Regions from separate parts of the Mus musculus genome. Here all the other regions are linked to region 1. A link is a loop called in an ENCODE intact Hi-C map of the cell type or tissue named here. Cell type or tissue: heart. All regions are shown on one strand.

Region 1 (2,500 bases):
ACAAGTGTGAATGACTGGATTCTGGCAGCCACAGGGGGATCTTGGAGGGCCTGAGCTGTAGATGAGATGGTTTGGCAGCCCCAGCCAGCATCCCTTGCCAGCCTTATGCCCTGCTGAGCAGAGCCAGTCTACCCTGTGACTTGATTTCTCCCCTAAGAACCACAGCAAGGGCTGCAGAGATGGCTCCGCAGATGTTCTCTCCCAGAGAATCCAAGTTCAATCCCTACCGCTTACAGGGAGACTCACAACCATCTATAACTCCAGTCCCAGGGATCCAGCGCCCTCTACTGGCCTCTGAGGCTACAAGGCATGTGTGCAAACAAAGCATCCATGTACAGAATAAAAACCATATTGAACACATGAATGATGGGTGTCTCCCCAAAGCCTCTGCATGCGCGGCATTTGTTACACAGTGAGAGAAAAGAGTGACCTGGTCAGTAATAATTCCCTCCTAGTCTCTACTCACTGTTCTCCATGCGGGAATCACACCTTCCTCGTGATTGCATCTCCCTGAGAATGAGATCTGTTCTGGTGGGGTTTCTGTAGCTGCTGTAAGGGCTGCCCCCCCCCCGGGGGGGGGGTAGAGAAGGTGGATAATGCTGACAGCTCAGCATCAGCATATGAAGCTCTGGTTTAGACCTTGGCTCAACCTTGCTAAGCTTTGGATCACACTTTCAAATGGAAATAAGCCTGGGGTGGGGGGGAACCGCTAAACATGTAGACATTGTTGCCAGTAGGTCCTTGTGAAGATAAGGCCGATACAGGACGGACCCTATGGGAGGCTGAGGGGATTAGATGAAGTGATGTTTAGGAGTTCATGAACAGTGGTGCATGGTACCCTCTAGAAACAGTGGCTCATGCATAGTAGAAAAACATTCTTTGAAGCACTAGTCCCCTTCTTGCGTGAAGTGCTGGGTATTCTAACTTGTTTTGTACCTCGGGGTTCTGGCCCTTTCTCCTTCCACCTCCAAATCCCCATCCCAACCTCTACCTATCGGCCATTCCACATGTGATCGATAACCTCAATCCTGATCCTGCCTGGAGGCTTGATTGACAGCTGGATTGGTCTCCTGGGAGTTTAAGTTGAGCGGATAAGGCCAGGCTGCTCAGCGGTGTAAACAGACTGAAAGGTCTCATGGAATCAGGTCCCAGAAGCCGCTGGAGCAAAGCACACAGTTGTCACAGGAGAGAGAAAGCCAGCTCATTCAGAGGGACACAGCTTAGGCATGCAGCCTGGGACGGTTCCCAGGAGGACAGGGGAGGCACCACCAGTTCCCACCATGCCCAGCTGCAGTGTTCCTTGATATTTCCTCGTCCTCGTAAAGGATGTTTTGCCAACAGATTAACCCCGGTCAGAGGTCCACTGTGGAGACAGACAGAGCTGGTTCTCATCCACCGAGGGACGCCATGCCCAAGTACTGACTCCACATAAACACAAAAGAAAATTAAATTGCCTTTTCTTTGGACTTTTTCCAGAATCTGTCAGGACAGTTAAATTCCCAGTGGCCTCTGGAGGGCACTGTTTAATTAAGTTTATTTTGTGATGGCACGCAGGGCAAGAAATGTGGTAAGAAATGTGCTGTAAGGTGCTGCCTACCATTTGGTGAGACCCTACAATAGCACCTAGTGCTAGCCAGGTGAAGAGGCGGTTCTGTGGCTGTTACACATTAAACAATGGCAGTCTTAGTCGTCTCTTGGCTGTCTGGCATGTGTAGATTGCTTTTTAGAAAAGGTTGTTCTTGTTTCTTCTGGTGTGTTTTAACAGGTGCTGAACAAAACGAAAGCTTTTTCTTTCTTTTAGTTTCAATGAATGGAGAGACCCGGGGTTACAGCTTGTGAAAGGAAGCGGTTCAAATTCAGTTGGCCTTCAGTTACTCGGCGAAGGGAGACATAATTCTTATGATTTGGGGACATGTATTCCTTTTTAATTAGAAAGACAGAAAATAATGGAGCATGGGTGTAAACAGAAAGGAGAGGTGTTGAAAAAGTGTCTGGTTCATATGGGATAATTACCTGAACACACACATACACACACACACACACACACACACATACACACACACACACACACACACACACACACACCCCACAGCTTAGAAGGTGAGGTGACTCCTGCCTCATACATTCAGTTCTTCAGGCTATTGTGTTGGTTTCCAATTGGGCCAGAGCAAAGGGGGAAAGAGCTTTTTCTATCTGTTCACTGCCACCACGGTGGGAAGGCAGGAGTGAGGGTCCCTGGCAGTCTTAAGTGACAGTTCTTCACTAAGCCTGAAATAACCAGCTCTCTCTTTCCCTCCCTCCATTCCTCTTCCTCTCAGACTCTCTCTCCTCTCTCTCTCTCTCTCTCTCTCTCTCTCTCTCTCTCTTTCTTTCTTTCTTTCATAATATATTTGAGTAAAAAACCCTGCTTGCAGTTTGATGCAAGGTTTGCTGGCCAGCAAGCCTCTGGATCCTCCTGTGTCTGCCTGCCCATCACTACTAGGATTCGAGACGCATGCTG
Region 2 (2,500 bases), 300 kb after region 1:
ACATGACAAGAGGGGACCAGAGGAGGAAAAGGTTGAGAACTGTAGTCTAGACAGCAGAAGATAAGCCGAGAGACCAAGAGAATAGAGAAAAGGGGCTGGGGGAGGGGACAACATTCCTTCCTCAACTTCCAAATGACCACCCACATCGACCACTTTCCTCTTTTCTGAATTCCATCATATCCTTCTGGGGTCAGGTAGCTTGGTAAGGCTGGGGCATCTCTTCTTCCTTAAATGACCAATATACTACTGTATGTATTTCCCCTCCTTTGTCTCCAATTATTTCTAGGAGGATTTAAACTTCTTCCTAAATTAGAAACTTCCCGAATACAAAACCTATAGCCAGGCATGGTGGTACATGCCTTTAATGCCAGAACTCCGGAGGCAGAGGTAGGGAGATCTCTGTGAGTTTGAGGCCAGCCTGGTCTACATAGTGAGTTCCAGGTCTGGGAGGGCTTCATAGTGAGACCCTGTCTCAAAAGAAACAAAGGAAATGCCTATCAAATAACACAAGCTTTAACCCGGCTTAGTTTTCCAACTGTCACAAAGTAACCACGGACCATCAGACAGCCATGGCCACTTGGTTACTTTTTCCCACTTCCCTTTTTCTCTTTCTTTTCACTTGCCAGAGATTGAATCCAGGAGCCTTGCAGTGCTAGCTGGGGTATCCTACCACTGAGTTACATCACAAGCCTCTGTGTTCTGTTGTTTTGATGTAAATTTAAGTACAATGAAACACCTGCCCACTCCCCCCAACTCCAGTCAAGGTTGTCCAAGGCTGCCCTGGTTTAGAGCTCAGAAATTTGCCTGCCTCTGCCTCCCAAGTGTTGGGATGATTAAAGGCATGCGCCACCACGCCCAGCCTATTTATTTATTATATGTAAGTACACTGTAGCTGTCTATCTTCAGAAGATGACATCAGATGTCATTGCAGATGGTTGTGAGCCACCATGTTGTTGCTGGGATTTGAACTCAGGACCTTCAGAAGAGCAGCCAGTGCTCTTAACGGCTGAGCCATCTCTCCAGCCCTACTGAGTCCTTTCTTATCCAGCCCTGTCTTCACCTGAATTCTTGGAAGCCTCAGCAGATTCACCTACAAACTGGATCAGTTTGGGCACAGGCTCTTTCATCCCTCTTGGTCAAACAATTGTAAAATCTATCAGGCTCCTGAGGGGTAAGCTGTGGCATGCCTGCATTCTTTCCCTACCCAGGAAAGGCATGCACTGTGCCTGTTTTGCTGGGGTATAGCAAGCACTGCACTCACGATGCTCACACTGCTGTGAAGGTTTTTTTTGGGGGGGGGGGGGTGTTGGTGTTGGTTTTTGTTGGAGGTGGTGGTGGTGGTTTTCAAAATAGGGTTTTTCTGTGTAGCCTTGGCTATCCTGGAACGCTAGACCAGGCTGTCCTCAAACTCTTAAGAGATCTGCCTCCTAAATGGTGGGATCAAAGCTGTGTGCTGCCATCTCCCGGCTGTGAAGAGGGGTTTTTGAATATACCTTCACTTAGGACTCAAAGGCAACAGCTTTTTGTTTTGTAAGACTATAAAGTTTATTTTTATAAGTGGCCAAAAGGCTCATAATTTCCACAACTATACACTTCATACTCTTTAATTACTGAAGACAAGACTATAATCTAAACCACAAAGTAGGCTACCAATGCCTGTTGTTAAAGCATTAAACCACCAATTGAACAAGATACTTTCCTCTTGAATATTTAAATACATGTAAATTGTATGCAAAACACTGGCTGCATTACCCAGGCCAGTCAGGCTTTCAATTTCACTGGTAAACACTAGGATACTTCTCTGGCAAATGGGAATCCAGGCAAACAGGACACTTCTCCTTTCCCTATCCTAGTATTTTTCAGGGTGGTGTATGGCCTTTAGCAAGGGTTGCTGGGAGATTCCTGATAGACCTATGAATTAGTGTCTTCGATGCTATTTATTACAAAGTACCTCCCCTCCTCCTCCCCCAAAAGGGGGGGAGGGATGGTTTATCTTGGCTCACAATTTGAAGGTACAGTCCTCCATGGCAGCAAGCCCATCAGGTGGCTGGACACGAGTGAGCAGTCAGACAGCAGGGATGGCTGGTGCTTAGCTGGCTTTCTCATTTTGTTTGGCCTAGGCTCCACCAGCTCAGGGACTACTATTGCCCAGGCTCAGGGTGTGCCCTCCATTTCAGTTAAACCTCTTAGGAAATGGCGGCACACACAAGCCCTTAAGTGTTGCCTATGTGTACATGTGCACGCGATTCCAGATGCTTGGCTCCAATCTGTCCTGCCCCAAGGATGGCGCTGTAAATATGGACCATAATAACGGTGTAACCATTGCCCTGAACAGCCCCTCTTTGACTACGGATCAGAGGAGCTCAGAAAATGGGCTTTAGTCAGGTTATAGTCTGTCCCACGGAAGGTCAGGAGGAAGCATGAAGCACGGGGCTAGCTCTCAACAGGAACCATCTCCTATTGTCCTTTCTGGACAGGAAACACTCCATTTTATCCCTTC
Region 3 (2,500 bases), 210 kb after region 1:
GGGGCTGTGCTCTTTAGAACCCAACTGGAGATAACCCCCAGAAGGTCGCAAGGCTCCCCAGCTACCTCTCCAGCCAGCTCTCCAGCTAGAGGCCACGCGGATGTCAATGGATCAGCCTTCCTTTCGTGTCCTGTGAATGGTGGCAACAGAGTCTACCCCAAAGGAAACAGCTCTCCAACAGTGCCCACTGGATCCAGGGAATGGGGTGAATCTCTGCGGGCCATGCCTTCTGGGAAAAGCTGGTCAGTGAAGTAAGTACCTACCTAAACAAACAGGCTGATTTCCATTGGGAACACTTCCAGGTTTATAAAACAGTTGCAAAGGTAATGAGGGGAGTCCCGAGCTACCTCTCCTCAGCTCCTCCTAACCACTTGCCTTACACAACCCTGGTCCATGAGTGAGAAATGAGGATTTAACCCCGGACAACGAACCATATGCACAAAGCCACAAACTTCAGATCTTGCTGAGTCGATTCCACCAATGTCCTTTCCGATTCTAGGATCCATCCAGATACCACACACTGCATTTCAGTCAGTATCAGTCCTGGAAGCCACATATGCTTGCCAGTGTGTGGCTCTGAGAACAGGAGTAGCATGGGGAAAGGACCGTGCTTCAGGGAGTCTTTGGGGCCCTAAGAACAGCCAGAGTTAAGCAGGGGACTCTCAATGTTTTAAAATGTTCCGCTGGGGCCTCCAATTTCTAAACATGTCAGAAGTTGTCTGTTACGCTCCTGTACTGGTCCCTAAATATCTTAGAGGGATCTCTAGGCTCATTTCCTACACTGTCAGTGAAAGATACTCATGCTGGCCTCGTAGGATTCTCTAGTAAACTGTGGAGCAGAACCGATGCCCAACAGGAGGCAGAAAGGTGGGAAAATACCCACAGCCTGGCAGGAAGACCTTCCAGACGAATCCTTAGGAAATGGAGAGGCTGTTGTTTGTTTGTTTGTTTGTTTAATCTCTGTCCAATGTTTTTTTTATTTTTTACTTAGTTTGGATCAACTCCTTGCCTCAGTGGGGTACCAGCAGAGATTACAGGCCGTTTTATCATTAGTGGGGTCAAAATCCCCCATCCTCCCTCTCATTCAGGAAGCGAAGGCACAATCAGAGGTGAGTGGGGTGCACAGAATGGAGGGATGTGAGTGCAGTGGAGGAGGGGCAGGTGCTGGGCTCAGTCATTGCTCCATGCACTGCCATGCACTGCCATGCGCGGCTGGCCCTTGCTGGCTGCAGTGGGAAATGTTGGAATGGTGTCACTGAAGCAACCGTTCACCAGCCTTTCTATCCAGGGAGCTCAGAGTTTGCAAAGGAAATGCTGAATGCCAGTGAACCACTGTCCCTTTCCGTGTTGACATAAACTAGCAAGCGGTGCCACCTGCTGGTGAAAAGCTCACATTGTTAGACCCACGCTTACGCCCCAGAGTTTAAGAGCGCCTAAACCCCAGCCTGTAAGGTCAAAGATTCAGAATTTAAATGACCCACATGTGACAGTGAACAGTAGTAATAACAAAGACCATGGGTTCCCATCTAGAATGTTCCTCAGGGAACAGTAAGAAATTGAACCTCGACAGATGAATATTTGTTGAGAGCAAGGCAAATAGGAATGTGTGGTGAGATAATAACATTTACATTACGTTTACAAACATTGTTCCCATAACCCCCACATCCTCCTGGGTACCATTTGAGGTTTCTCAGTTAAGCTGCAGCCTTACCATCTCGTGGGCCAGGATGGTGAGGAGATGGGGTTAGGGTGGAGACTGGAAACAGACACCTATCGGTTCCCGCTCCCTTCAGATTCTCAGCCCACTGGGACAGTCAGGACACGCTTCAAAGAATCAACTGCTTTCATTTGGAGTGAAAGGGACTGTTTATCAGCTTGTACCCTCCTTCAGTGGCAGGCATGTGTCACAGGCCACAGGCTCACTCTAAGACATAGTCTCATTCTTTCCAGGAGGCCTCTTCTCTCCAAAGGAAAAAAAAAAAAAAGCCTCAACCAGACACATACATAAGCTATACATTCTCAAAACTGGAGTGCAGACAGAACGCCAGGCGCTGCTATTAGATCGATTCCCTGAACAAGTATACAGTTCCTGCTTGCATTAGAACTCGGGTTTCTTTTCCTGTCTTTTGTTTTCAGTCGATTTGAGAAAGCAGGGAGTGCAAAGCTAGCCCGATCCTGCTATCTGTGTGCTGCATTTCTCTGCTTTCCCCAGAGAGTATGGTGCACTCAAACCAGAATGGCACAAACCAGTGGCCTGTGGCCTTCCGGTGTACCCTGAAAGATGAAAGGGGACAAAATCCAGCCTGCTTTTCTGACTACCACACACCCAAGCTTTGGAAGGAGCTCCCTGTCCATCAGGCATCCCAATGCTGTGCCAAATTTCTTGGGCAAAATCAAGCCTTATCCTCAGCTGCTGGCACACTTGTTTTCCCAAATGCACCCCCCAAATGAATTTAAATAAATGGAAATTTTGATGGCTGTGTGCCTGTTTTAAGATACG

Evidence for each region. A loop is a pair of places that touch in the nucleus more often than their neighbours do. Peaks named below come from ENCODE experiments on the same cell type or tissue, not always from the same donor. Only the 100,000 strongest peaks of a DNase experiment are listed, where the experiment ranks them.
Region 2: it touches region 1 in a loop (2.7-fold over the local background); 9 of 42 quality-filtered maps call a loop at or near these places.
Region 3: it touches region 1 in a loop (6-fold over the local background); 40 of 42 quality-filtered maps call a loop at or near these places.

Annotation. Positions count from the first base shown.
Region 1 is chr15:12,576,216-12,578,715 of GRCm38, reverse strand. All of the region lies in intron 3 of Pdzd2 (PDZ domain containing 2), which reads left to right. Among named protein-coding and RNA genes, the nearest start is that of Gm41273, 74 kb to the left of the region's middle. In heart, CTCF peaks have their summits at 286 (motif pointing left) and 1,498 (motif pointing right); a DNase peak (open chromatin) is centred at 1,225; H3K4me3 peaks cover 330 bases; H3K27ac peaks cover 579 bases.
Region 2 is chr15:12,273,527-12,276,026 of GRCm38, reverse strand. No RefSeq gene overlaps it. Among named protein-coding and RNA genes, the nearest start is that of Gm52210, 46 kb to the left of the region's middle. In heart, a CTCF peak has its summit at 1,482 (motif pointing left); no DNase peak of the experiment used is centred here.
Region 3 is chr15:12,370,198-12,372,697 of GRCm38, reverse strand. Pdzd2 (PDZ domain containing 2) reads left to right here. Exons shown (of 26, transcript NM_001081064.2): 21 at 1-251; 22 at 992-1,109. Among named protein-coding and RNA genes, the nearest start is that of Golph3, 50 kb to the right of the region's middle. In heart, a CTCF peak has its summit at 1,385 (motif pointing left); a DNase peak (open chromatin) is centred at 1,267; H3K27ac peaks cover 456 bases.